Linked DNA regions of Homo sapiens: regions 1 and 3 are each linked to region 2. Evidence: read pairs that join two places in POLR2A ChIA-PET (ENCODE). Cell type or tissue: GM12878. All regions are shown on one strand. Each heading gives the region's core, and the rest is flanking DNA. Links, peaks and the distances in the headings are about the cores only. Region 1 holds the start of LOC102723784 (a long non-coding RNA gene). Region 2 has its middle 84 kb from the start of LINC01307. Region 3 overlaps LOC102723784 (a long non-coding RNA gene).

Region 1 (10,147 bases), core at 2,739-6,738, 94 kb after region 2:
TCTTAGGCTTGAACACTATCATTTATTGGGCAAAATGCTTTTTAAGTTATACAATATTACCACCACTAACTTAAAAACGGGGTCACTGGCTTGAGTCCCATTTTACAGATAGGCATACAAAGGTCACTTAATAATTTGGGATCCTTCAGAGCATCTTTGCCCCATCCTTTGCAGAGTCTGCTCTGAAATCTTGGAACTAAGAAGTTTCTCCAGTTCTGAGCCCTCACGCAATGTTTGCTACTGCTAATATACTTAAAAATAAAAAGGGGTGAATTGAGGAGATGAAGTCTTTTTCTGAGAAGACCCATAACACACTATTACGGAATGAAGTTCCCAAGAAAGTTCCCAAGCCACAAGTTTTCCAACCAAGTGCAGGTGCCATGTAACTTGTGTAACTTTGCTATTATTTCTGCTGCAGAGGAGAAAAAAATAGTATCTTTTCCTAACCCATCCCAAAGTTCACAGCTGAGAACCCTATAACAAAAGACAGAGTAACATGAGAAAAGCATAACGAATTTAATAAAATTTTTACATGATATGGGAGCTTTAGAAATGAAGACCCAAAGAAACAAGGGAAAACTGTATTTTTGTGGACAGGTGTGTAGAAGTTTGGAAGACAAAAGGATATGATCTGATGGTAATAAGCTGAGAAAACATAGCAAGTCCTGTTTGTTCAGATTCGTCTTGCCCTCTGGGTATAAGGAAGGAACCCTCCAGAACAAGGGTCTTAAGACCTCCTTTTAGAGAAGATAAATAGATAATTCTCTTATGGTCTGCTTCGGGGGAGAAAGGCAGAAGAAGGTTAGAGAGTGACCATCCTGCTTCTGCAGTTTCCAGCAGCTTAAAATAATATACCAAGGTGCCATATTTGGGGGTAGCATGCTCTGCACCCCATCACTGCTCTCGAAGCCCCCAAAAGCAATCAGCCTAGGTAGTTTAAAGCTGCTTGCTATATGATACAAAGCCTCAGAATATCAAAGCTAGAAGGACTCAGAGAGATTCTCTAAGTCAAGCCCCCTTATTTCTGGGTTCTCTCTGTCTCACGCAAACCTCTACATCACCTGCTAGGGTCAATAACTAGATGCAAGACTGTTCCCCACACTGCCCCCTTCTGGCCATCTGATCTTGAACCCAGGACTTGTTTTTTACCTAAATCTCTCTGTCTATAGTGTGATCTCTATACTTGCTGCGCAGACAGCTTACGCAATCTCTAAACACCTCCTTAGACTTCTGATACCCTAGCTCCCAAAATGTTCTTGAAACTTCTTTACCCATCTGGGGAAACTACAGAGTACAATTTCCAAGATATTTTGCCTACAAGAACCCTTACCTAACATTAAAAATTGTTGATACCCCTCCCCCATTATAGCAGATGTTTGTTTTGTATCTATTGACTGAAAAAATAATGGCCAGAAGCTTCTAGTAATTTAGCTACTTTTGAAAATACATTTGCAGCCAGGCGTGGTGGCTCACGCCTGTAATCCCAGCACATTGGGAGGCCGGGGTGGGCGGATCACTTGAGGTCAGGAGTTCGAGGCCAACCTGAGCAATATGGGAAGCTTTGTCTCTACTAAAAATACAAAATTAGCCAGGTGTGGTGATGCACGCTTGTAATCCCAGCTCCATGCCTGTAACCCCAGTTACTTGGGAGGCTGAGGCAGGAGGATTGCTTGAACCCAGGAGGTGGAGGTGGAGTGAGCCGAGATCCTGCCACTACACTCCAGTCTGGACTACAGAGTGAGACCTTATCTCAAAAAAAAAAAAAAAAAAAAAAAAAAGGAAAAAAAGTAAATACATTTGCACTTTGCTATTTGAAACAGTATCTAGTCACAGTTCAAAAATAAAATGACCAATCTGTGGGAGTCATTGTATTTATTCAGACTGTCGACATAGTGATTCTCTAATAGATTTGCCACACCTTGCACTGACGTTTATGCCCTTCCAAAGATATTCAGCCCTCTCACTGGGAACCACCAACCAGAAATATTTAACTTAATTAGGTAATTATTATCTTCAGAAAGTTAATTTTTCCTATAGATCCCTCATTCATTGAAATGGGATGTTAAATGCCACTGCTGTTACAGGAGCCACGCAATCTGACTTGTTTGACGTAAGGCACTGTAAATTACAAATATAGAAATTCTTTACTCACCTTGATAGTACAACTATATTCTGATAAAGAATTTAGAAAGCAATTGCTTAAAGGGCAGAACTCATGTTTTGTTGTTTGCTAGTTTTCCCTTCTGAAAAGCCTCATTAAGCACAAGAAGCTGAGCAGCAGTTTAGAAAAAAAAAAAAAAAGGGGGGGAAGCAAAACTGCCTTCCCAAATCCAAGAGTTCAAATGAGATTGCATACAAATTGCTGGGGTCTCTCTTCCTTCAGCCTAACAGCTATTATTCCTCCTTCTATGTGACTTGCATGGCAAACAATGGAAAGAACTCGGAGACAAAGAGCCACGACTGGTGAAGACAATAAAATCGCGGTATACATTGCTCGGGCAGTCTACCAGGCTAGTCACTGCCTCGCACATTTCTTCCACATGCTGCTGTCCATCATACAGGTGGCTTTTAAGAAGTGGGGGAAAAAAGCCATCAGTTGTCATAGAAACAGTAGCAATTTGTGCCACCTTTGTGCAAGCAGATAGGAGAGGCTTGCTGCTGCTGTTTGGCTATTGTCCAAGGACCCAGATTGAGAAACATCAACCGGCTTAAAAGGGAGCCCCTGAATTTCTGCCAAGCAAGCAAATCTGCACCCTTCAAGTGGGCTATCACATATTTGCTTAGGATTGAGGGTTAATTAAAATACAAGCCTCGATGTGGGAATGCTTTGAGAAAGACTCAACCCCCAATTCCCCTCTCCAAGGGCCACTGAAGCAACGGTAACCTTTTTACACCAGCGTCATCCTACGGGGAACAGCAGGGGTGACTCTGCTGTTAGAATTGTTAGAATATATAGCAGGTGTAACAACAACAGAGGTGTGGACCTCAGCCTGATGGGATCTGTTCTCATCAGGAGAAGCTATAATCATCTCTAAGAAATCATAATTAAATTGGTGATGAAGGCTAGCATTGGGAAAGGAACAGTTCCCAAGGGTGAGGCTGAACGGCCAAGGATCACGCTGATAGAGCCCAAGGCCGGGTGGCCATGGCTTTCTCTTAACTGATGGCCTCTTTGCGTCTGTTGCAGAATGGTTTCCCCATAAATCAGTAACCCCATCCTTCCACAGTAGGCTCTAAATGGCTGGCAATCCCTGGTGGCTCACCCAATACTGAACGCATCTGCCTGAGAGATGGGACAGAGTGGCCTTAACTATATTAACCTCATGTAAAAATTCAGGTCTGTTTGACTCATGGAGAAGAGATATGTTAGCAGACCTTCTGGGAGTCTCTCTCCTGCTCTTTATGCTTTGTCAGTACTGAAGGAAGCTGAGAGTATCCAAGGTTTGTACATACAGATCAGTGAGCCGGGAGTGGAGACTTAGCGGTTTGGTGTTAAAGCCATGGGTGACACGAGCTGGGCGGCCGGTCTGTCACCAGGCAGAAAGTCAAATCCAAATGAAGGGTAGAAGAAACTAGAGACCTGAGGGAGTGAGGTTGGGAATCACATGGAAACAGTAGGAGGCAGGGGGGCAGCCATTCGCAGGGCAAAGTTTCCAGAGGCTACAAAACAACACAACCTCACACCAGGCAAGTGGGTTGGTTTGAGGCTCGATTCTGAGCCATGGTCCAAATTCATTCAGAAGCTTTTCGCATGCTCCTGCTGGGACGAGAACAAATTGCACACCAGATCAGTCGGATTTGGCTTAGCCGCATGAGACAGAGAGTCAAAAAGAGCCCTATCTTCTTGAATTCTAGGTGTTTGGTAAGAAATAAAATATTAAAATAAGTTAAAAAGAGCCCTGACAAAAGCCAGAAATTGGCAGACCTGGGCTGCTATGGGAGTTTTGCCATAGTTGGGGACCCAGGCTCCTTTCAGCTTTCCTTTCCACTTTTAGGCTGAGGGCCTCAGCCTCAGGGTCCACAGTGGCTGTTATTTCCACAGCAGTCACAACCACATTCCAAACAGCAGGAAAGAGGGAAAAAGGCACACTCTTCCCTTTCTACAAAGGTTTGCCAGAAGTACCAGCCAACACTTCCGTGTAAAACTCACTGGCTGGAATCTAATTATATGGCCATACCTAGCTGCAAGGTGTATGGAAAACACAGTCTTTAGGCTGGATTCATTGCTACTTTGAATAAATTACTGCTGCTAAGTAAAAGAGGAAAGAGATATTTATAGGTAACTAAACGTCTCTGACAATCAAGGTATTTCTTCTAGCACTTCTGATGAGCCTCTGAGAATAGCTCAGTCATAGTCACACATTCTACAGCAAGAAGGTCTTTGCACAGTCCACAGAACAAAGCACCCTCTCCCTGAGCTGTGGAGGACAGTGCTGGAATCATGGATCCAATGGGAGGAAAGAAGTTTCAGAAAATCCCATCTATCAGAAGAGGCTCTGGAAGGTAAAGCCCCAGCAGTGAGTCATCACCACCCAGGGACTGAGTCAGTGTCAGAGCAGCTCCTGGCTTGAACCACTCTGGGTCATGCTAAAGGAGGGTCAAGCTTGGCTCCTTTAATAGCTGAGGAAACCAAGGTCATAATCATAACTTTACAAGCAATGGAATCCTTTCGCTGAATGAGTATTCACTCTCCGCAAACACTGTTCTAGGTGCTGTAGACTCAAACACTGAGAAGCATCCCTTCCTCTGAAGATGACTCCTGTATTGCAGGTGAAAGAATAGGTCAATTACAGGTTAAAAGATGGCGTGATAGTAGATGTTGCTTGTGTAGTATGGTAGAATCATCTAAATCATATAGGAAGCAAAAGAAGACTTCTCTTAAGCCGAAATCCTGCTGGGTTTTGAAAGACAAGTTGTTGAAATAACACATAAACAGGTATAAACATAAACCATGATATGTTCAAGGGGAATACTGGTGGTTCACTCTAGGTGGAACATGTGGTAAAAGTGGACAGCTAGAGATTCAATCTTGAAAAATGATAACAGCTAACAGCCTATGATGTGTCAAATTCTGTTCTAAGTGTTTTAGGTATATCAACTCATTTAATTCTCTTGACTACCTTAAGAGTAAATAGCACCATTTTATAGGTAAGGAAACTGAGTCCCAAGAGCAAGTTCACACAGCTAGTATATGACAGAACTCGGAGACAAAGAGCCACGACTGGTGAAGACAATAAAATCGCGGTATACGTTGCTTGGGCGTTCTACCAGGCTAGTCCCTGCCTAGCACATTTCTTCCACATGCTGCTGTCCACCATACAGGCGGCTTTTATGAAATGGGGGAAAAAAGCCATCAGTTGTCATAGAAACAATAGCAATTTGTGCCACCTGTGTGCAAGCAGATAGGAGAGGCTTGCTGCTGCTGTTTGGCTATTGTCCAAGGACCCAGATTGAGAAACATCAACTGGCTTAAAAGGGAGCCCCTGAATTTGAATGTAGGCAGTCTGAACCTAGGATCTGTGCTCTTAGCCACTACACAAAACTGTATCATACTACAATCTGGTAAAGGATGATTATAACTTGGAATTTGAACTTTCTTTGAAAGGGAATGAGGAACCTTTGAAGGGTTTTAAACTGAATGGTGCTAGGGACAAATTGGTGTTCTGAATCTTTTCTAAAGAAAGTGTCTCTAAGCAAGGTGCAGTGGCTCACACCTGTAATCCCAACATTTTGGAAGGCCAAGGTAAGAGGATCACTTGAGCCCTTGAAGTTCAAGACCAGTCTGGGCAAAATAGAGAAACCCTGTCTCTCCAAAAAAATAAAAAATTAGCTGGGCATGTTGGCACATACCTGTAGTCCTAGCTAATTGGGCGATTGAGGTGGGAAGATCTCTTGAGCCCAGGAGTTTGAGGTTGCAGCGAGCTATGATCTCACCACTGCACTCCAGCCTGAGCAACAGAGCAAGACCCTGTCTCAAGGAAGTCTCTCTGAAGGTGTGTGAAAGTCAGAAGGGGTGAGACTGAAGTGATGAGCCAAACTAGGACAGCTGGGACCTGAAGGCACGCAGACCTGTTTGGGTGAAGTCAGTACTAGGAAGAAGTCCCTGGGAGTACTGACATCATGAAGTCCAGTTGCATCCAACAGGGTAGACGGGCAGCTGGAGCACTGCCTCAGAGAGCCAAGTAATTGTATCAGAAGAACCCAGAAATAGACACCCAGCACAGCGTCCAGCATTTAGGAGCAAGACTCTGGTCCCAGGATAACTGGGCACAAGGAAGGCGAGAGAAGGTGATCAAAAAATGCCAGAAGGTGAGGGCAGGTGCTGTGGCTCATGCCTGTAATCCCAGCATTTTGGGAGGCTAAGGCAGGAGGATCCCTTGAGCCCAGGAGTTTGAAGCTACAGTGAGCCATGATCCCTGTACAGGGAAAGGGTTCAGGAGCTCAGGCCCTGTAGGTAACAAGACTAGGACTCAGTTACCAGAACAGCAGTATAAGCAGAGCTTAGACACAAAGAATCGGGCAAGAACCTAGTTCCTAGAACCTACTCTTAGAGTTACTACAAAGTGAAAGGGAAACCATCACAGGCGAACTCCATGAAGTAACATCAAAGCTCCCAGCTTAAAGATCCCACTGTCCTAATGTTCTGGACAAGAATTTCAGGTCAGGCTGAAAAATTGGTTCAGGAGGAGGCTCAGGGGCCTTGCCCAGGCTGCTGGAGGAAGCAGCCAAGTAGCGTGTCCCTGAATTTCTGGCCCAGTCCTAGCCCTAAGCCAACCCAACCCCCCGAACCCAGAAGTTTTCACCACAGGGCATGGGACACTAGAAACACAATGACTTAAATAGATGCTAAAAGGAATCTGGGTGAAACCACTGGAAACATTCAAATGACCGAGCCCAAGAATCTTGTATTTAATCAGGGTTCTCCAGAGGAATAGAACCAATAGGATATATACAAGGGCAGGGAAAGACCAACGTCCTTGCTCAAGCAACCAGGCAGGAAGCAAAAGGTGGCAAACTCCTTCCCCTACCTTTGTTCTACTCAGGTACTGAACAGATTATTGGATGATTCCCACCTACATTGGTAAGTATGGACCTTCTTTACTTGGTCTTCTGATTCAAATGGTAATTGCACCCTCATTGACTGTTGCAGAAATAAATTACAAATACATATAGGAAAAAGGACTTCAAAAGGCTGCGGTATCAAAGTGGCAGTTAAAGAGAAGGCAATACTCAGAGTTGCAGGTGGAGCAGCGGAAACTATGTTTATCAGCTTTACCCAGCCATCCCTCAGCCCAGTCAAGTTGACACATACAATTAACCATCTCAGAACTTGTGACCAACAAATGGATTTTGGATGCTGTCATGCCAAGTAGGCTTTCTTATCCCTAGTCTTTCAAGCGAAGTTTCATCTGGCTTTTCTCAGTAGGACCATCAAGTCCACAGAAGCCACGTCTTCCCCACTTTGACATGAGCAAGGAGATCCCAGGCATATAGCCTATAAAGGGGGTCAGACAGGGAAAGAAGCTGGAAGTGGACCAGCCAGAGTATCCCACTGGGATTTTGACAGCTGGAAGGCATGACAGAGATCTACTGTGAGCTGCACAGTGCAAGCCATCTGGATCTTGAGCAAGCAGCACAATCTTCTGACTCCCAAGAGGAGTCTAACCTCTGGGTGGTTAGTGAGGGGGAAGGTCCCTACCCAGAAAAGGTGTTGAAAAGGTGTTGCCATGTGAGAAGGATCAAGATGCAAAAGGAAGTTGGCACAGTGGAAAGAGCACAAGCCTTGGGATTGTTTATTTATTTAGGAAATATTTCTTGAGCTCCTAATACGTGTCACACTCTTCTGGGGATGCAGCAGCAAGCATTGACTTCTTGGCATGAAGTGGAAGGGAAATACCTTTACCTTCAATTTGTGGAAATGAAAACAAAATGAGGGTAGGAAGACATGGTTCCCTGTTATCCAGAAACTGACAGAGAAGCTTCAGAATTTTAGACCATTGTGAGGGAGGGCAAAAACCATAAAACAAATAAACTATACAACAACAAAAAAACTAGATTGTATCACAGTGACAAATCAAGAACAGCTGTGGAGTATCCCTTGCATTTTCTCTATTTTCTTTCTTATTATTCTAAAGTCAAGATAACAACTCTGCAGTTACAAACCATCATTTAAATGTGTATACACTACACACTGGAGACAACCTGGCCCTGAGGAGCAAAACATCATGTGTGTTCATTGCCTTGAATCTGTCACCACAAAACCAAAACCCGTGCTCTCAACGATTTCACTCTTCCTTTTCCTGTCTCTCCTGCACAGTGAAGCCTTTTCCATTTGAATTTCTTGTTTAGAATAAATATATGAGCATCCCAGTGTAAACTGAGAACAGATGTCCCTTGTATATTCTTAAAATTATAAAACATGTCTCTCCTACACCTATAGGCATTTGTTTCCTAGTACAGATCTCCACACAATCCCCTTCCCTGCCCCCCTCCCCTGAGAGAAGGAAATGCTCTGGTCATTTAAAAATGAATGAAGCCTTATTATTTTGAACTACATTTTTTGGAAGATGCAATTTTCTGTTGGGATGAAATCTGCAGAACACGACTGCAGAAAGGTTTCTAGACTGCTCAATAGCACATACACACAGTATAATAAGGCACCTGGTATGCTGATTCTTTTCAGGAGTTAAATATTTCTCTTTCCCTGTAGCTCAAACAAATGCAAAAATCCCCCAAATCGTCCTGTGCCCACTACCCCCAAAACCAGACTTCCTGATGGGGGTGTGACTTGGTGTCAAGATGAATATGCAGTGCTAGAGAGAGAGAAGAGGACCAGTGGGGAGGTTTTGTTTTTCTTACCCCCATTCCCCGCCCCAGTATTCAAGGCTGTACTAAGTTCTGGCCCTCACGGCCTCTTTCGTGCAAAACCCCGCTGTGCAGGGACTGGGGCCGTGAACAGCTCCACAATGAGGGACTCCAGGGAAGCTGGAGGAGAAACGGGGGACACAAGTGCAACACAAGAGATCAAAAGGTGGTCGCCGGCTAAAGGTGACGGGTCCGAATGAGGAAGTGGGTAGGGGGCCTTCCCTGCCCACACGTGGCCGTGACCTCCGCAGAGGGCTGCAGGAAGGAGCTCAATGCGGAACCGCGAAGGCTGCTGCAGCCCTCAGATCTAACGCCTTTGACGCGTTGGAGCTTGTCAGCGATAAAACCTGACGTGTGAAAAAAGAACAAAGGGAAGTCGGAAGGCTAGTGTATATCAAAGGAAAGGGGCTCCACGAAATGCTACAAAGAAATACTTCAGCCCAAAATGTTTTCGCAATTTGAGACGCTGATGCAGCCGCCGCTGCTCCACCTGCAACTCTGAGCGTTGCCTTCTCTTTAACTGCCACTTTGATACCGCAGCCTTTTGAAGTCCTTTTTCCTACATGTATTTGTAATTTATTTCTGCAACAGCTAGAACTTACTGTGGCTGCTGTTTACCCTCTAGTTGGGCTCTACTGCGAGGCAAGGCAAAAGTCAGGTCCGTCGGCGCCCTCTCCTGGTAAAGCTGCGAAGCTGCAGCAAACAGAGCTAAATTGGTATTTTCCCGTTTGCTGCGGCAAATTTTTATTAAAGTGTACCCTATATTTATGATTATTAAACTTTAGTGTTCGCCAGAATCGCCTGCAGGCCTCCTTAAAACAAGATGTCTAAGTCCCCACCCCCACCTCCCCCCCCCCCCCGGATTTCTGATTCACTAGGTCTGGAGTGGAGCACAATACATTTGCATTTCTAGCAAGTTCCCAGGTGATGCTGGTAGAGCACACGCCCAGAACCACCGCCAGGTACACAAGTCACTGGACAAGGTGGGAAGGCATCTTACTCAATCAATGGACCTTATTCTAAAGCGGGAAGGGCACTGAGAGTAAGTAAACTGAAAAAGGTTGCTACTTGCCAGAGTCGTAAGGGATGAAATATGTTTTCTCAGTCGCTGCTCAGGGGTTTGTGGCTGAGGCCCCAAAAACAAAAGACAGACTAAAAAGAGAAAAGCATATGAATTCATTTAAGTTAAAATTTAGGCCAGGCGCAGTAGCTGACACCTATAATCCCAGCACTTTGAGAGGCCAAGGTGGGAGGGTCGCTTGAGCCCAGGAGTTCAAGACCA
Region 2 (10,147 bases), core at 2,625-6,624:
AATATCTTTTTCCACCCCTTTGCCTTAATTTTATGTGAGTCCTTATGTGTTAGGTGAGTCTTTTGAAGACAGCAGATACTTGGTTGGTGAATTCCTATCCATCCTGCCATTCTGTATCTTTTCAGTGGAGCATTTAGGCCATTAACATTCAATGTTAGTATTGAGATGTGAGGGACTGTTCTATTCATTATGCTATTTTTCCACCTTTTAAAACAAATTTATTGTGTTTTATAGGTCTGTGAGATTTATGCTCTAAAGAGGGTCTATTTTGGTGTATTTATGGGATTTGTTTCAATATTTAGTGCTCCTTTTAGCAGTTCTTCTAGTGCTGCCTTGATAGTGGCAAATTCTATCAGCATTTGTTTGTCTGAAAAAGACTGTATCTTTCCTTCATTTCTGAAGCTTAGTTTCATTAGATACACAGCTCTTTCCTGATAATTGTTTTGTTTAAGGAGGCTGAAGATAGGGCCCCAATCCTTTCTAGCTTATAAAGTTTCTGCTGAGAAATCTGCTGTTAATCTGATGATAGGTTTTTCTTTATAGGTTACCTGGTGCTTTTGCCTAACAGCTTTTAAGATTCATTCCTTCATCTTGACTTTAGATAACCTGATGTCTATGTGCCTAAGTGATGATCTTTTTGTGATAAATTTCCCAGGTGTTGTTTGAGTTTCTTGTATTTGGATGTCTAAGTCTCTAGCAAGGCTGGGGATGTTTTCCTCAATTATTTCTTCAAATATGTTTTCCAAACTTTTAGATTTCTCTTCTTCCTCAGAAACACCAATCATTCTTAGGTTTGGTCATTTAACATAATCCCAAATTTCTTGGAGGCTTTTTTCATTTTTTTTTTCTTTTTTCTTTGTCTTTATTGGATTGTGTTAATTTGAAAACCTTGTCTTCAAGATCTAAAGTTCTTTCTTCTGCTTGCTCAAGTCTATTGCTGAGACTTTCCAGTGCATTTTGCATTTTTCTAAGTGTGTCCTTTATTTCCAGAGGTTTTGATTGGTTTTTATTTATGCCATCTATTTTACTGAAGATTTTTCCTTTCATATCTTGTATCTTTTTTTATTTCATTAAGTTGGACTTCACCTTTCTCTGATGCCTCTTTGATTAGCTTAATAATCAACCTTCTGAATTCTTTTTCAGGTAAATCAGGGATTTCTTCTTGGTTTGGATCCACTGCTGATGAGCTAGTGTGATCTTTTGGATGTGCTAAAGAAACTTCTTTTGTCATATTACCAGAATTGTTTTTCTGGTTCCTTCTTATTTGGGTAGACTATGTCAGAGAGAAGATCTGGGGCTCAAGGGCTGCTGTTCAGATTCTTTTGTCCCACAGGGTGCTTCTTTGATGTAGTGCCATCCCCTTTTTCCTAGGGATGTGATTTCCTGAGAGCAGAACTGTAGTGATTGTTATTTCTCTTCTGGATCTAGCCACCCAGCAGAGCTACTGGGCTGGTACCAGGGGATTTCTGCACAGAGTCCTGTGATGTGATCCTTCTTCAGGTCTCTCAGCCATGGATAGCAGCACCTGCTTTGGTGGAGGTGGCAGCGGAGTGAAATTGACTCTGTGAAGGTTCTTAGTTGTAGTTTTGTTTATTGTACTAGTTTTTTGCTGGTTGGTCTCCTTCCAGAAGGTGAACTTCCAAGAGAGCATCAGCTGTGGTAGTATAGGGAGGATCAGGTGGTGGGCAGGGCCTTGGAACTCCCAAGACAATATGTCCTTTGTCTTCGGATATCAGGGCGGGTAGAAAAAGACCATCAGGTGGGGGCAGGGTTAGGCAGGTCTGAGCTCAGACTATCCTTGGGTGGGGCTTGCTGTAGACACTGTTGGGAATGGAGTGTGTGGTTCTCAGACCAATGGAGTTATGTTCCTAGGGGGATTATGACTGCCTCTGCCTTGTCTTGTAGGCCACCAGGGAAGTGGGGGAAATCCAGCAGTTACAGGCCTCACCCAGCTCCCACATATCCCAAAGGCCAGTCTCACTCTTGCTGTGGCCCCCTCTACAGCACCAAGTTTGTTTCCAGGCAGTGGGTGAACAGGGCTGATAACTTGCTCCAGGCTACCAATCTCCAGCTGTAAAAGCAAGCAGGGCTTTCAGGTTTCATGGCTCCCCACCTGCCACAGCTTCTGTGCTGTGTCTGCACTCCAGATTCACCCCTCCCTCAAGTTCCATCCAGGAAACTTTGTGTTCAGTTGAAGTTGTTACACAGTTCAGCTAAAAGTTTCCTCCCTGTGGTCTTTTCCCAGTTCCTCTGGCAGCACTCCCCAAGGACCTCTGTGAGACAAAGTCAGAAATGGTTTCCCTGGGGACCAAGAGAGCCACAGGGCTCTTCTAGCTGCTTCTTCTACCCTTGTATTTTGCTCAGCTTTCTAGAATTGTCTCAACCCCGGGTAAAGTCAAATCCTTCTCTTGTGATCTGAACCTTCAGGTTCCCCAGTGAGAGTGTGTGTTTGGGGGTGGATGATCCCCCTTTCACACTTTCACACTTTGGCTGTCTCTCGGGGCCTGCAAGAGTGATTCACTTCCTTCAGAGGGTCTGTGAATTCTCTCAGATTTCCTGGTATGTTCCTGTGATAGATGTGGGAGCAAAAGTTCACGATGTGAGTCTCCACATGCTGCTCTCTGTCTGAATGGGAGCTGCAGTTTAGTCCTGCCTCATATCTGCCATTTTCCCCAACCTGTCTCCATTCCTGTTTTTAGCAATAGGAAGACTCACAGAGATACAGCAGCCTAGACTTCAACCAGCTTGTCATCTCCAATCAATTATTTGTGGATACATTGAGCACTGTGCTGACAGGCTCAGCTTTAATGTCATGATCTGTGAGTAATGTCTGCCATGACTTTGATTATATATTTTCCACATACCTATCATAAGTGTAAAGGGCTGTAAACCCAGACATTAATAATTATATAATTACTTTAGCCTGTTATTGTTTGTATCAGCAAAAACAAGGTAATAACTGTCCAATAATTGGGGGTAGGTTAGATAAGTTATATGTAATGTAGCAATATTTGACTATTAAAATATAATCTATACATTTATCAGATGATTGAAAAGATGTTTATGATTATTATGTGAAAAAATGAGTTTCAAGTTGTATAAAATATGATCACATTTTTCAAATGGATTGTTGAGATAGGATGTATGTTGAGACACTATTTACATATGTAAATATAAAGCAGGTCAGAGCTCAGAGCTCTTCCTCATCTCTTTATTTTCTTTTCTACTGCTTCCTAGGAATTTTGTGTTTTGTTTTTTCTTATATTGTTATTGTTGTTGTTACAGTTATTATTTCATTCTGTTTTGTTTTGTTTGTGCCTTTTTAAGGTAGGAAAAAAGAGAGAGAGAATCTGTTAGACTAGTAAAGTATTACATTTTTGCTATAAAAGGCATCAATATAATCAAAGGGTTTTTTGCCTGTAAATGTTTAATTCTGATTTTTACAAAACATCCCTTCTAAATAAAGCACAGAATGAAAGGCCCTGACACCACCTTTTCAAGAGTGGAAACCAATAAACTAGCAGAGAGAAAAAATGGTAAAAAGGGAGCCCAGAGGGAGCCCATCTGAGGCAAACCTGGATGAACTGACACATAACTCAGAGGAGAAAGTAAAGGACTGTTCTGTATCATCTTCCAAGCTTGGTACATCTTGAACATCTAGTAGTAAAGTTTTCTCAATGTACTTAGCCTTAATATCCTTCAAGATGTCACTAGCATAACTAAAGGATATGTGTGCTTATGGGTGTGTTTTCAGAAAGAAAGTCAGAAATAATGTCTACCAAAGTGTTAACAGTAATTATCCAAGAGTAGTGATATTATGCATAGTTCTTACATTATTTTTGCTTATTTATATTTTCTAACTTTTTTCTACAATAAACACAGAGAGTTTTAAATGAGATTTTTAAAATTATAGCTATGATTTTAAAAGAGAGAAAGAAAAATCATACAAAGGAGATTTCAGAAAAGAAGATTCCCATATTCTCCCATGTTTTCTTCTTCATGGCAGGTAATAGAACATGTTCTTACTTCTGGAAACTGCAAAGCTGGAAGGGATCTTAGAGGTGATATGGTTCCTCCTTCTCATTTTATACATGAAGGAACTCAGGTCTAAGATGCTTAGTATTGCTCCCACTCAAGGTTCACAGCAGCAGAACAAAAAGTAATTTACATTTGTTGATTCTTAATTTAATACTTTTATAATGTGGCAGAAAAAACAGCATCATAAAAGTTTAAGATTCTACAGTGTCTCCAGTTAATTCTATCCAAAAATAAAAAATTAAAATAGGAGGTTTGTTGGCCAATAACAAAAGAATGGAGGCAGCAAAGCTGGAAATATATGCCCAATCAACTTGGAGACATTGTCTTAAATTTATCGCCAATCTTCTGGGATATATTGAATGGATATACAGCTATAAGCTGCCCTCTTTAAACTAAACACTGCACTATATTCTTGCCCTTTATAACAACTTCCTCAGTGAAACCTGCCCTGTGATTATATCCTCCTCATCTGTCCCAAGAGAATAAGGCAAAAATATTATTAAAACCTTAGCTTTTTTCAGTGTCATCTCTTAAATATATCTGTTTCTGACTCATAGGCAGTATTTTCCTTTTATCTATTTCTTACTCATATGAATGAAGCTTTAAAGAAAATTTTACACTGATGCATGCCTCCAACTTGCCTCAGGTAAAATGAATGAGACAACATCTACACAGCACTTTGAGCTCCCCAGACAGGGACATCAGAAATGAGCAGTAGCCTTGCTCTTGTCAAAGATATCAACTGAGCCTGGCAAGACTCCAAACCATAGAATAACTTTCCTGACCCCTCATCTGTATCTCTCAACTAGATACAGAATTGAAAATAGGAACCAGTCATTTGGGGTAAAACATATGCCAAAATAGTTCTGCAGCGTGGGTAAGAAAAAGGGTGAGATGTGCAAAGGGGAAGCTCTCTGAAAGCAGAGAATATAATTAAGTCAACTTTCAAATTCAAATGTACTTCTTCCTTTCCCACATGTTCTAAATCAGACCTCTTTCCCATAGGGCTGCAGATGGTGCCTCTAGGGCTGGCTGTCACTGATCTCTGAAGGGTAAAACTGAACTGAAACCTACAAGCTTCACACCTGTGGGGTCAGCTTCATTAACAACTTTGACCTTTGCTCGTTTTTAAGAGCTGCCCCAACAAATATCACTGCAAACAAGGTGCACCCTGACTCTTTGGTGATATATCACCTTCTCTTTTCACCTTGACCCTTTGGTCATATATCACCTGACCCTTTGGTGATACATTACCTTCTTGGCAATCTAATTTTAAGTCTCACTTCATGTTAATCCAGGACAGGGATCTTAAGTCAGTCTTGAACTCTCTTTGTAAAACCTAAGGGAGGTTTAACTACTAATTTACTGCTTGGACCTCAATTAACATCTGTTTTTAAAAATCACTTAACATTGCCACAAAATAATAGTTCTATGCTTCTCTGACAGATTTCATCACCTCAGTTTTCCAACTTTTGACCCAACTACAGTTAAAGCATGAAAAAGACACATTGGTAAGGCCAGCTAGTGGTCACGTCACACATAAATTACCACTTTCTACTGTAGGAACTGTCTCCATCTGTAGGAAAAACCTGGAGAATCCTGTAAATAGCAGAAATATTATAACAAATCTTTGGTGAATGGAGGAAAGTGGTGGAATTAAAGGTAGAACTATCAGAAATTACTTAAAAAAAAAAAAGGACTTGTGAGGCTTGTCCACAATACTTATCCCCATTTTACACAATAAAAAACCTAGACACAAAGAGGTTAACTTGCCCAACTTATACAACTAAATTATAAAGATTCCTATAAATATATTCTCAATATGTGAAGCACATTATACACTTTATTGAAGCATTTAGTATTTAGTGATTATCATTCTAACAATGTAGGAGAATATACTTTAAGAAATACGGAGCAAAATCATTCATTTTGAGCAAGGCCTTGGGTTGGCAGTGAATCAAGATGACAGCTTTACTATTTAAGAACAGCTCTTTGAATTGTAGAAATAGTCCTTAATCACAGGACAAACTTGGCTCCATGGTGGAAAAGATTGTTTTGTTTTAATTCCAAATATCTATTAAGTACCTACTGCTAGTCCCCAGTACTGTGCTGATATGCCACAGATGTGCCCATCCCTTCTTTTTGCAAAATTTTGAAAATCTAATAAGGGTAGAGAAATAACCAACTTTTATGTTTTATTCTGCATTACAATTCAATGCAGAATCAAAAGATTTCCAAATAGAGCTACAAGCGAGCAGCATTTGGAACCCCAAGGAAGGAGCATGATGACCCAGGAAAATGTCAAGAATTGGATGTTGAACATTAGCCTTTCAGCCACAATCACAGACAGGAGCACTGTCTTCCAAAATAAAGAATAAGGTATGATTACAGGACTAAGCTGAACATAAAATTGGCCTCTAGATGGTCCTGGTGAGGTGAAAATGGCTAAAGGAACTTCATCAAGATTACCTGGAGAAAGTGGCCAGAGATACATTAAGGAGCAATACGGTTTGGTGCCCAATAGTAAAGAAGAGCATGCATATCGGACAGCCAACGGGAAAGAAAAAAGGAGGGAAGACAAACAAAAAACAACATGGCCAAAGCTTTGTTTAAATAATTTAATCAGCAGCTTCAATTTGATCCAGAGATAAAGGGGGATGAAATGAAACAATGAGAAGGACCAGAATAGAAAACTTGAGTAACGTGATGATATCATCAGCATCAGTTTTCTAAGTGTTTACTATGCATAGGATGTTATGATTAGTGTGAAGTAAGGCAGCCTTTGCCTTCAAAGAACATTTAGGTTAGTTAGGGAGGCAGAAAAAATGTCAGAAGATGTCCATACAGATGCTAAATGGGAGTTATATCAAAATAAGTGCTTTGGGGCCAAGAGGCAAGGAAGACAGGAGTTAAGGTAAACAGAGGATGCCATAACTGAGGCTCAAGAGAGAGAGGCAGGGATATGGAACACTCTGTAGTGCAAGTAAAGAAGGAGTAACTTGAGATTATGTTAAAGTACTATAAGCAAACCCAAACAAAGCATAACATTCTGTGAGGCATAACATATTCACCCACAAACACTAAAACCATTTGGGCCCCAGAGGCTTTTCCAGGATGTGAAGTTGCCACCAGATTTTCAACAAGCAAACGACAATTTGTTGAAGGTATGTTGTACACGCTAAGACAACATTTTTGTCACTTATACTCACCAAACTTATACTATTCTGGCCAAAAATCAGGTTCCATTTTAGAAACTGGAGAACGATGCATCTGGTATGAGTGATACGATTAATTAGAAACATCTCCTATGACAAAATGATTATCTATAAAACCGTGCATTTCATGTTGAATGAATCAGATTGCACTTATATATTATAACTTTCAGAGAATGCCATATAGCTAGCATGTGGTGGGAGTGGTCATGTATTCAGAAAATGTGAAATCAATCTCTTTTGTTTAGAAAATGGCATAGAAAATCACTTTGTTCATTTAGAAACTGCTTTATGAAAATATGTGCTGTACTTATGCAGTAAATAATTCATTTGGCTTCCAATGCAATCAAGAGCCAATCATCTCCCAAATATCCTACTTTTTGAAGTGCTAAATGTATTTCATGCTTTCCATTCAAAATGTAAATAAAATACCTATAAAAAATTTAAAACCACTGTTTTTTAACAGAAATTACAAAGTACTAAAAATCATCTTAGTACTCTGTGCTTGGCAATCAATAAAATTGTTGTGGTAAAGATATCTGGACAGAGGTGACAGTAAGCATTTACCATCAGTAGTAGACAGAATCATGGGCCCCCAAGATGTCAACATCCTAATCCCCTAAACTTTTGAATATATCATCTGATATGGCAAAGGTGACTTTGCAGATACGATAAAGTTAAGGATCTCGAGCTGGGAAGATGATCCTGTATTATCCAAGTGCGCCCAATGTAATCACAAGGGTTCTTAGAGAGGCAGGAGGGTCAAAGTCAGAGAAGGAAATGTGACCATGAAAAGCAAGGTCAGAATGAGGTGAAGGAGAGGCCATGACCTGAAGAATGCAGCCAGCCTCTAGAAGCTGGAAAAAGCAAGGAAACATTCTCCCCTGAGGTCTCCTAAGGGGACACAGCTCTGCTAACCCATTTTAGACTTCTAGCAATGTCCAGAAAACATTCTGTAGAAGACCAGACAGTGAATATTTTGGTTTTTCTGGGTCATATGGTCCCTGTTGCTCCTAAATTCTGCTGCTATAGTGCAAAAGAAGCCAAAGAAAATCTTAAAATGAATGGGCTGACAAGCTTTGTTCCAGTAAAACTGTATTTTTGAAAAGAGTGGTGGGTCAGCTTTGGCTTACAGTCTGACCCCTGAACTAAGGTATTGAAATCAACCAGTAGTAACAGACAAGGTTAAAAAATGCTCCATTAGAAAAAGGAACACTTATACACTGTTGGTGGGAGTGTAAATTAGTTCAGCCATTGTGGAAGACAGTGTTGTGATTCCTCAAAGACCTAAAGATAGAACTACCCTTAGATCCAGCAATCCCATTACTGGGTATATACCCAAAGGAATATAAATTGTTCTGTTATAAAGAAGACACTGCAGCTGGGTGCAGTGTCTCACACCTGTAATCCTAGGGCTTTGGAAGGCCAAGGTGGGCAGATGACTTTACGTCAGGAGTTCAAGACCAGCCTGGCCAACATGTTGAAACCCAGTCTTTACTAAAAATACAAAAATTAGCCGCATGCCTATCATCCCAGCTACTTAGGAGGCTGAGGCACAAGAATCACTTGCATCTGGGAGGCAATGCTTGCAGTGAGCCGAGATCATGTCACTGCACTCCAGCCTCAGTAATAGAGACTCTGTCTCAAAGAAAAGATACATGCATATGTATGTTAATTGCAGCACTATTCACAGTAGCAAAGACATGGAATCAACCTAAATGCCTATCAATGATAGACTGGATAAAGAAAATTCAGTACATATACACCATGGAATACTATGTAGACATAAAAAATAATAAGATCATGTCCTTTGCAGGGATAGGGGTGGAGCTGGGAGCCATTATCCTTAGCAAACTAATGCAGGAACAGAAAACCAAATACCTCATGTTCTCAGATGTAAGTGGGAGCTAAATGATTACAACACATAGACACATAGAGGGGAACAACAGACTCTGGGGCCCTATCAGAGGGTGTATGGTGGGAGGAGGGAGAGGATCAGGAAAAATAATTAATGGGTACTAGACTTAATACCTGGGTGATTAAATAATCCATACAACAAACCCCCATGACAAAAGTTTACCTATGTAACAAACCTGAACATGTACACCGTAACTTAAAATAAAAGTTAAAAAACAAGAGTTTGATGTATGGGAAGTGTTGGAGTTCATGGATGGAGACTTTGCCTAAGCAAAAAATGAACCATGGGGACTTGACATCAATATATCAGAAGAGTTTAAAAGATCAGTATGAGAGGTTTGGTATATAAAATCAAAGACGCATTTATTGCCAGGCCTAGCCAAGGATTAGAGGGAATCTGAATTTGTTCCAGAATTGTATCTGTTAAAATGCATTTCTCCCAGGGACTTTTATTCTCCATACTCCTTCCCACTCCAGATCATCTCAGATTTACTCTGACAAGAACACTTTAAGTCTCAATAATTCTTTATTCTTAGTGTTGCTATGACAAAGCTTAATTTCAGCTCACAGATTGGGCTCATAGTCAACATAGGGAGAAAGTTGACATACGCTGCATATCTTCCTTTGTTCTTTGTATATAATTTAGTTTCAGCATTTTTCACTCTAGAGCATATGAAATGTTTCAACTCCAATTATCTCCACAGAAATGAAGGCTTCCCCTTCTCTTATTTTATAATTCAGAGGGGACAGCATATCCAGTGTGATGGCAAAAGATTTTTTAAAATAAGGGAAAAAACTCTCTGCTATAAATAAGTTATTGATAAATAATTCCTTCCGATATTTTTTGTTGCTGCTGTACTCAAAATAAATCACATGAAGAGTTCAGGAGAACAATGCAGATTCTCATTTTAATTTCAGTCACTCTTCTAAAGCGCTGAGGTCACTGTAGAGTCCAAAATTGGGTGGAATAGTGACTCATC
Region 3 (10,147 bases), core at 3,318-7,317, 110 kb after region 2:
TACAGACTGATAAAATATCACAAGGTCCAAGAGTTTGTGTGAGAAAGAGGACATCAAGGTAAAATTTTTTAAGTGGATAAAGATGGAGAAGTAGAAGGATGTTATTCAAAAGTGTAGTTTATGATTAAGGTTGGTCGTGACATCAGAAGCCTTTAATATCAGGCCCACCCATCCGGATTCATTAAGCAGATTGTGTCTTATCTTGCATTTCTGTTTCCTGAGACTTAATCATGGTTTCCTCAGTGAGTATCATCCGCTGCCTAAACTTCATAAGAGGATGTTTTCTTTTTTGGAAGCTACTACTCATGGGCTGAAACTGACTTTCAAACCTACAACTTTAAACTATGTAATACTTGATATGAGCAACTCATCCCACTCCTTTCAGATTATTCCCTAGGATCATTTATTATGTGCCTACTGCATGCAAGGCACAGTGGGAATACAGATACAAAGATAAATAAGATTGTCTCTGCCCTGAAGAAAACTATAATTTCTGTGTGTAGAAAGACACACAACTGACTTTTCTATCACAGACCATCCAAGTTCTGACATAGAGTCACTAGAGGTTTCTGAACAGTAAGTATGATCATTCAGGCTTAGCCTTTGTAGATGTGTTTTGCTTTATCTCTGTCATGACTAAATTCATCCCTACCAAGAAAGTACATGGGAAAAGATAAGTTATTTTGTTCATTTCACAGATATCTATTGTTCAATCCATTTTGAGGAGTTATGTAGGCACCGACTTCTAGTTAAATCCTAATGAGAACTAACACCATGGCAGAGCTAGAGCTGATGGTGAGAAAAGTAGTCAAGGCCAGGAAAAAAAAAAAAAGTTAACCAGGTGAGGAAGCCAGGAAGAAACAGGGGAAATAGGGGTCAGGGAAGAGATGTGGAAAGATATAGAAATGTGAAATCTAGGAAACAGAAAAAAGAATCTAATTTAGAGTCATGGAAATACCAAGACACATCAAGATGCATGAGTTGGGGCCTCACATATGGTATTGGATAAATATTTGGGACTGAATGTCCTAACAAACAATTAAATGTATCTTTTTATAATCCTTATATTTATGATTCATACTTGTTCTCTTTGGAAAGCAAAGCTTGAACTCTGTCATCTCTGTTTAATTTCCCATGTCATCTTAACATATACTAGGTTAATGTATCATGATGTATCATTTAGGTAGTTTCCTGTTGTAAATAACCTATGTCTTATGTTACTTGCAGTGATGGATGTGAACGTGGTAGACATACAATGGAAGGCAAGAAGGTATCTCAACACAGCAGAACAAGACCCCATGAGGAGCCCAGAAAAAAAATAAAGAAGGTTCCTCACTGGTTAGGAATTCAAAAGCAGTCCTGGCAACCTCATAGCATCTTTACCTCAGAAGCAGGCAGCTCTGGTTACTCCACCATTTTCAGGAACAAGGTTTTTCTCTCCCCCTCTGCTGCATTTCCTCTGCGGCTCCTGATCCATCTGCCTCTACCTTCTTCCTAGCATCAAATTTCCTCCCAGGAGACAACATGAATGGGTTAAGAAGTACCCAATGAGGGCTGCTCCAACTGGACAGCATCTTTGAAACTGGGACCTCACAGATGGTCATCACAGGCCCCTGATGCCTGGGTACCCAGCGACCAACCCCAGTCTAGTCTGTCTATAGCAACATAGGTGAAGGGGAGTCTCAGGGGCTGCCTAAAGGGCTCAGAATGTGGTGAGTACTTAAGACTGCATGGATTTTCACTGTTTACATGAATATAGGACAAGTATTCACAGAACTATTAGCTAGATCTGTGAACAAAACATTAATAACATTGTATGTCCATGTCTGAACCCCTGAAATTCCAACAACCACCACCCGCCTACCAACTTGCAGCAAACCGGCTCTCTCCACAGTCTTCCCCAGATCAGGGAGAAACAATTCCATCCTTCCAGTACTCAGACTGTAAAACTGGATTCATTCTGATTCCTCTCTCACACATCCCACACCTGATCTGACAGGAAATCCTATAAACTCTGCCATTAAAATATATCCAGAAACAGGCCAGGCACAATGGCTCATGCCTCTAATCCCAGCACTTTGGGAGGTCGAGGCGGGCGGATCATGAGGTCAGGAGTTCGAGACCAGCTTGGCCTACATGGCAAAACCCTGTCTCTACTAAAAATACAAAAATTAGCTAGGTGTGGTGATGCACACCTGTAATCCCAGCTACTTGGGAGGCTGAGCTAGGAGAATCACTTGAACCCGGGAGGCACAGGCTGCAGTAAGCCAAGATCGTGCCACTGCACTCCAGCCTGGGCGACAGAGTAAGACTCTGTCTCAAAAAAAAAAAATATATATATATATATATATATGTCCAGTAATGTGCAACTTTCACAGTCTCCACCAGGATCATCACAGTCTAACCACTGCTTCCTCCAGCCTGAACTTACTGCAAGAGGCCACTCACTGGTCTCCAGGCATCCACTCTTGCTTCCCCCACGCACCCCACCACCAGTGTCTATTCTCAACAGAGCAGCCAAAATTGTCCTTTTAAACATTGGTTGGATTGTGTCTTCTGTCTGTTCAAAACTCTCCAGTATGTCCACATGGATCTCAAAATAAAACCAAAGTTCTGGCCAGGCACAGTGGTTCGTGTCTGTAATCCCAGCACTTTGGGAGGCTGAGAAGGGAGGGTGGCTGGAGCCCAGGAATTCAAGACCAGCCTGGGCAACATGGCAAAACCCCATCTCTCCAAAAAATACAGAAATTTGCTAGGCGAGGTGATGTGTGTTTGTAGTCCCACCTACTCAGGAGGCTGAGGTGGAAGGATCACTTGAACCCAGGAGGTTGAGGCTGCAATGAGCTGTGATCACGTCACTGCACTCCAGCCTGGGTGACAGAATGAGACTCTGCCAAAAAAAAAAATTCAAAGTTCTTACCACAGCCTACAAGACCTGCCATGACCTGGTCCTTCCTACCACCTGTCTCATCTTTGCACTCTCACTCACTCTGTACCAACCACACTGGCCTCCTGGATGTTTCTGGAACATACCAAACATGCTCTAATCACCAGTCTTTGCACTGGATTTTTCTTCATTCTGGGATGTTCTTCCCTTGGAACTCCACAGGGCTAACCCCCACAGTTCCTGCACATCTATCAATGATGTTTAACAAACCACCCCACTTCGCCTCTGCAGTATTCCCAATCGCCACACCTGCCCTGTGTGGTATTTTATCACATACCATGTAATTAACTTATTTGCTATCTTTAGGAAAAGGGTTTTTTTTTAAATTTTTTGTTTGCATGTTTTGTTTTCTTTTTGCTTTTGGTATCTCTTCCCCTGGTAGAATGAAAGCTCCGTGAGAAAACCTAGACGAATCTCTGAAACTTAATGCTCAATAAATGTTTGTTGGTGAATGCCTGATTTACAGGACAGCTGAAGCAGTTTATTAATTTAGAAGAGCTTATTAATTTAGAAGTTATCAACTATTGTAAAACTTCCACTGCAGTTTGAAGTTTGATGTGATGGGTTGAAAAAAACCACAATTAGCAAAGTGCACTCTCCTTTTTTTCTATTTATCTTCTAATCACCAGTCTGCTCTGATGCTGATTGACACACAGATACTGATGTGTTGTTTCCCATAAATTCACAAGCCAGTGAGTCAGTCCTTCAGGTAATAAACAGATGGCTGTCGGCCAGGTGAGATGAAAAGGCATGGTTGCCATCCTCGAGGAATTTACGTGTAGCATGCGTGATTTATTGCACTAAGGTATAAATATAAGGTATAAGAAATATCTTACTGGTTTGTTGTGGTGGTTTCTTGTGATTTTTTCTGTCTCTAAATAAAATTAAATCTGCTCCATTCCCTCTGAACCAAGCTTAGGCTGAGATTCTCTGCTGTGGGTCCCAAGGCCACTACTCTTAGCGTGTACCACTCTAGCTTCTATATGTCCTCCTTAGTGGTCCTCTTAACTCCTGAGGTGCTGTGAGGGATGTGACACAGGTCCATGACACCCTCAGAATGTTCTATTACCAGACACCCTTCCTACATCAGGGAAGCTAATCCTCCACAAGGTAAACTCTTTTTTTCAACAAAGGCAACTTCTCGTCCCTCCCTCTCAATAATCCTGAACTCCAGGCTGGCCGAGGAGACTCACGCCTGTAATTCCAGCATTTTGGGAGGCCAAGGCAGGCGAATCATGAGGTCAGGAGTTTGAGACCAGCCTGACCAACGTGGTGAAACCCCATCTCTATTTAAAAAAATACAAAAATTAGCTGGGCATGGTAGTGCGCGCCTGTAATCCCAGCTACTTGGGAGGCTGAGGCAGGAGAATCACTTGAACCCGGGAGGCGGAGCTTGCCGTGAGCTGAGATCCCGCCACTGCACTCTAGCCTGGGCAACAGAGTGAGACTCTGTCTCAAAAAAAGAAAAAAATAATAATCCTGAACTCCCAAAGATTTGTTACGTCAGCCTAAAAGGTGTTGGGCAAGGGAGGTGCTCATGTGACACAAGGAATTAGATCTTAATTCATCTCTTTACCTGATAATATGTCTGATAAGACAAAATAGCTTCACAACTGTTACAACAAAAGAAATTCTATAATGAAACTTCTAGGCTTAATGTATAAATTCTCAGACAATAAAAATTAAATATGCTAGAATTTTTTTTTTCTTGAGACGGGGTCTCACTCTGTCACCCGGGCTCCAGTGCAGTGGCATAATCTCATCTCACTGCTACCTTCGTCTCCCGGGTTCAAGAGATTCTCCTGCCTCAGCCTCCCAAGTAGCTGGGATTACAGGTGCCCACCACCACATCCAGCTATTTTTTGTATTTTTAGTAGAGACGGGGTTTCACCATGTTAGCCAGGCTGGTCTCAAACTCCTGACCTCCAGGGATCCACTTGCCTCGGCCTCCCAAAGTGCTAGGATTACAGGAATGATGCACCATGCCCAGCTAAAATAGGCGAGAATTTATCAGAGAAGTATTCCTGGAAGAAGCTGATTTTGAAACAATCCTGGAACCAATGGAAAGAGAAAGAAACTTTCCAATAAAGAGGGGACAATTTAGGGAAAATTGTTACATTATAGGGAAAATAGGGGGAGGGCACTAAGGCAGGAAATAGTGAGTCATAGATGGGGGAGGAGTTAGAAGGTTACAATGTGGGGTACCACAGTCATCAGGGGGATTCTTCACCACCGCAGAAAGGCAAGTCTGTGGTGCGTGGACTCGCCTGGAAATCAGAGCACACCAAATATGACTCAAGACCAGGTTAGATTCTGGGAAGATAAATAGGGCAATGAAATGTTCTCATGCAGCATTAGTAAAATAAGACCCACAGCAAAAAAAGAAAAGAAGACCAAATACCACAATGAAAAGTCCTGAGCATGGCATTGGGTGCTCCCTTCCAACTGAAGCATAAAATTTCAACCACATTGCTTTCCCAGAGCCACTGCAACCACTGGGTTCATCAAATCCAATTCCTCCTTTTGGTGGTCAAAAAATTGAAACCACAGAGATGCACTGACGTAGAGAAACCTGAGGCCATCTGTCCCAATTTTCTGAGATGCTGCTAGACTTTGTAGCACTTTTTTCTGCTGCAGGAGCTCAAAGCCCTTTTGAAAATACATTAATATCACAGAGGATATGCTTCTAGCAACAGGAAGGGCCTTTAACAAAGAAAAGGCACACTGTCCCCCTTCAAAGTATTTTACTGGGAGGTTATATACTTAGTCCCAGCTGCTAGTGCTTAGGGATATATCGTTTCTTTAACTTTTTTTTTTTTTTTTTTTTTTTTTTGAGACAGTGTCTTCCAGGCTGGAGTGAAGTGGTATGATCTCAGCTCACTGCAACCTCCACCCCCCCATGGCTCAAGCAAACCTCCCACCTCAGCTTGCCGAAGTGCTGGGATTACAGGTGTGAGCCATCACGCCTGACACATTTTTTCTTTATTCCTAAAATTCATTGAATCTTTATCCTTTAAGATGAATGATTGTGTGAAATAGCTTAAAGTCCTTTGTTCCTAATTACAGTGATTAAAGTAGTGATCAGACACGGTATAATACCATTTTTAAATAATAAACTAAATAAACTGGACATGGTGGCTTATGCCTATAATCCCAACACTTTGGGAGGTCAAGGTGGGAGTATCGCTTGAGGCCAGGAGCTCAAGACCAGCCTGGGCAACACAGCAAGACCTTGTATCTAGAAACAAACTTTAAAAATTAGCCCAGTAGGCCGGGTGCGGTGGCTCACTGCTGTAATCCCAGCACTCTGAGAGGCTGAGGTGGGCAGATCACCTGAGGCCAGGAGTTCGAGACCAGCCTGGCCAACATAGTGAAACCCCCTCTCTACTAAAAATACAAAAATTAGCTGAGTGTGGTGATGGGCGGCTGTAATCCCAGCTACTTGGGATTACAATTGTCCTGCTGAGGCAGGAGAATTGCTTGAATCCAGGAGGTGGAGGTTGTGGTGAACAGAGATGGTGCCACTGCACTCCATCCTAGGCAACAGAACAAGACTCCATTGAAAACAAACAAACAAACAAAAAACAAACAACAAAACAAACAAAAACAAACAAACAAAAAACCATAGCCCAGTATGGTGACATGTGCCTGTGGTCCCAACTACTTAGGAGGCTGAGGCAGGCAGATCCCTAGAGCCCAGGAGGTTGAGGCTACAGTGAGCTATAATTGTGCCATCCAGCCTGGGTGACAGAGTGATAAATAAACTAAATAGGTAAACTCAATAAACACATAAACTAAATAAATTGATTTCCTCACTTGGTTCCTTATGGAGGCTCTTCATAGACAGCTGTCAACCTCTTACTGTGTTGGACACTGAAAGAGGAATGGATGGTTTCCATGGTCCCTGCTGTCAAGAAGCGTACATTAGAAGGGAATACTTACTCAAGCAAACATGCTTCATTACCAGCAAAAGTGAAATACTATGACATGTGAGAAGAAAGCAAGCCATCTTTTTGATTTGAAGAATAAGGAAAAGCATCATAGGAAAAGTAGCATCTTAGTTGGCCGTTGGAGGAAAAACAGAATTTTAATAAGGAAAGAAAGGCATAAAAAGAGCAATCCAAGCTGAATAAGAATAACAAAGTCATGGAGATGTGAAAGTGCAGGGTAAGTTCAGGAAATAGGAAACTGCTGTGTGGTTAAAGCAATGGGCACGTGGGAGATGGTGGTGGAAGATGCAACCCGATCAGGCAGGAGCACAAACATCAGACTCTGGATTGCATCAGACCCAGGAGAGTGTTTTCAGTCAGATTTTCAACAATGACAGCCTTGTTAGAATAAGTGGGTGGCTTCCCCTGATAACTACTTTGAAGGACAACATTCACTGAGGTGCTTAAGTTCTAGGACTGCTTAAAACCAAATCAGGTCCCATTGCTTGATAATTACAGCTGATAAAATCATGTCTCTGTACAGGAAAATTTAGCACCAATTAGTTAAATCATCAGGCTTCAGAGCAGAGTCATCAGCAAAGCCACAAAGGAGGAAGAGGCTTAGTCCTGCTGGGCAGTCTGGCAAATGAAGTTACTAAGTATAAACATAAAGTCTTCCAGGCACTCCCCTTGGGAAAATCTGTTTCTCGCTTGGGGGAACTGGAGAGGTCTCTCCTAGGATCAGGAGTTACAGGGGATGAGGATGGTGGGGGTAGGGGTGCATGGACTGAGTTTGGGAAGGACCTAGCATCGTGGAGTGCTCAGGTGCAAAGGAGAGAAATCAGGAAAGAAGCCCAGTTTATCTCTAGCACCAAGGTAAGATGGAAATGGTGGGGGCACTGAAGGAAGATTGCAACTTGTTCAGCCTCTGGGTGCCCAACATGCATACCAAAGCCTCAAGATAGAGCACCCATGACAGCACAACTAATTCCAAATGCTACAAGCTTGTGGTTCAAGGCTACCAATAAAATACCCTTAGTCCCACCCACAAAGTTTCTAATTTAGTGAGCTAAATTAGACCTGAGATGGGCTGAGAATTTGATTTTCTAAGAACTTCTGAGGTGGTGCTGATGCTGCTAGTCTAAGAACCTCCGACCTAGAACTTATGAACCACAGCCCTCAGGTGACATGTTTAGTAGCTGAATCTGAGAGAAACTGCAAAGGGTAGGAGTTGACAGTTTCCAGCTCAGACTACCTGAGGGGGATCTGTATGCTCCAGAGACTGATAAACATCAAAACAAGCAACAATCCAAGACAGATAGTGATCATGCAATAAAAAGAAGGCAGAAAGGGAAGGTTAAAGGAAGGAAGCAGAGAAGGAATCTGGGCCATTTGCCTGGAGACAACCACCCAGTAGAGCAGAAAGGAGCTGCATCACTAGCCAGTCACTCGGAAGCTACAGCTCTGTTGTCACCTGGCTGCATCTAGAATCATCTACGGAGCTTTCCAAAAATGCCAGGTGCTAAGCCTCACCCCCCCAAACAAATTAAATCAGAATCCTACAGATGGGGCTCTGACTGTGGGAGTTTCTGAAAGCTCCCAGATGATTCAAACGTGCAATTAGGGTTGAGAGTCGCTGTTCTAAGGGAAATTTGATCCTGTTTAAAGAAAGAAAGAAAGAAAAAATCCAATAGAGAAATCTGTGGAAGAAGCAGTCTATCTCTACTTAACTTAAAATGTAACAAGATTTCTAAAGTGATTGCTCCTCACCTTCTTACTCTATCCTTCCCAAACCTTCAAATTCGTTTACAGCTGTGGATACATCCAGCACTGTGCCTGAGCAGTTTCTTTCTTATTTATTTATTTATTTATTTATTTATTTATTTATTTATTTATTTTAAAATAAAGATGAGGTCTTGCTATGTTGCCCAGGCTGGCCTCAAACTCCTAGGCCAAGCGAACCTCTTGCCTCAGTCTTCCAAGTACTGGAATTACAGGTGTGAGCCATTGTTCTCAGCCTATGGAGCAGCTTCTGTGCTGTTGTGCTCCCCCATGCTTTGCTTACTGTGGATCATGATTACGGATTATGGTTAACAGCAGTCAAACAAGCCTTGTAGCTGAAAATATTGAAAGAGGCCTTCTCCTAGGGCTCACTCTCTTCCTGTCTCTCGGAGGTCTGACACCAAGACAAATGGTTTTTGTCTCTGCATAGCTACAAATCTATGGATCATTTATTTTATATTAGATTAAAAATGTGAGCTTAAGAGTCAATGCTGCCAAGCATGGTGCCTCATGCCTGTAATCCCAGCAACTCTGGAAGCAGAAGGATCTCTTGAGCCCAGGAGGTCAAGGCTGCAGTGAGCTATGATCACACCACTGCACTACAGCCTGGGTGACAAAGTGAGACCCTGTCTCTAAAAACATTTAAAAGAGTAAAAGTAAAAAAGGGTCAATGCCCTTACAAAAGAGATTTCTAGAGCATCTAGTCAAATTTTATATATCTATGTCTGAGCATACTGAAGAATAAGTGAAATGTTATATGAAACTGCAATATATAAATAGATAAAAAGAAGCATTATAGAACTGTGTATGATGTTATTATTTGTGTTAATAAAAGAAAGAGGTGGGGCAATATGGGGGAATATCTCCAAAAATATAGATAATAGATTGTGACATTGGTTTACTCTAATGTGGGGCAGATTAGTGAGGAGACTTTTTGCTATGTGCTCTTTTCTACCTCTTGAATTTTGAATCACTTACATGGATTACCTATTCAAAAATAAAATTTTTTGAATTAACTTTTTATAGTGGGGCCTGTTCTGGTTAAAACAGTCTGGACCTTCCTTTTCAACCTCTTCCCCTCATCCCAAGCCCTCACACCCAGACAAAGATCCATGAAGATTTCTAAACCCATGATGTTCCTCAGACGACGCCTCCCCCACATGGGGTTTGGTGGAGAACTGCTAAACCATTTCACTCCCACATTTTTGTTTTCTTATTTTTTGTAATGACAGGTCTCACTATGTTGCCAAGCCTGGTCTCGAACTCCTGGCCTCAAGCAATCCTCCCTCCTTGGCCTCCCAAAGTGCTGGGATTATAGGGGTAAGCCACCACATCTGGTCCAACCGCACATTTTTGAGCAGCCAGAACTGATAGAGAGAGAGACCCAGTGACTTGTTCAAAGTCACACAGCTAACATATACATCAAAATCTGATTATTTCTCCAGTGTTTTTTTTTCTTTGCCCCCTCAAACATTTAATCCTTTCAACA

What was found. ChIA-PET counts read pairs that join two places held together with the same protein. Peaks named below come from ENCODE experiments on the same cell type or tissue, not always from the same donor. Only the 100,000 strongest peaks of a DNase experiment are listed, where the experiment ranks them.
Region 1: POLR2A ChIA-PET joins it to region 2 with 129 read pairs; 1 of 35 experiments calls an interaction of 5 or more read pairs at or near these places.
Region 3: POLR2A ChIA-PET joins it to region 2 with 5 read pairs; 1 of 35 experiments calls an interaction of 5 or more read pairs at or near these places.

Annotation. Positions count from the first base shown.
Region 1 is chr1:101,308,809-101,318,955 of GRCh38, reverse strand. It overlaps LOC102723784 (a long non-coding RNA gene), which reads left to right and starts at 9,801. Exons shown (of 6, transcript XR_947643.3): 1 at 9,801-9,907. RefSeq lists an enhancer at 6,599-6,678 and a silencer at 9,369-9,663. In GM12878, for the core only: no CTCF peak of the experiment used is centred there; DNase peaks (open chromatin) are centred at 4,357 and 4,602; H3K4me3 peaks cover 386 bases; H3K27ac peaks cover 692 bases.
Region 2 is chr1:101,402,764-101,412,910 of GRCh38, reverse strand. No RefSeq gene overlaps it. Among named protein-coding and RNA genes, the nearest start is that of LINC01307, 84 kb to the right of the region's middle. RefSeq lists enhancers at 2,161-2,240, 2,541-2,590, 2,611-2,660. In GM12878, for the core only: a CTCF peak has its summit at 6,459 (motif pointing right); a DNase peak (open chromatin) is centred at 5,010; H3K4me3 peaks cover 1,242 bases; H3K27ac peaks cover 3,847 bases.
Region 3 is chr1:101,288,920-101,299,066 of GRCh38, reverse strand. LOC102723784 (a long non-coding RNA gene) reads left to right here. Exons shown (of 6, transcript XR_947643.3): 5 at 1-58; 6 at 1,228-3,406. Among named protein-coding and RNA genes, the nearest start is that of LINC01307, 30 kb to the left of the region's middle. RefSeq lists enhancers at 5,083-5,152, 5,293-5,382. In GM12878, for the core only: no CTCF peak of the experiment used is centred there; a DNase peak (open chromatin) is centred at 5,326; H3K27ac peaks cover 2,962 bases.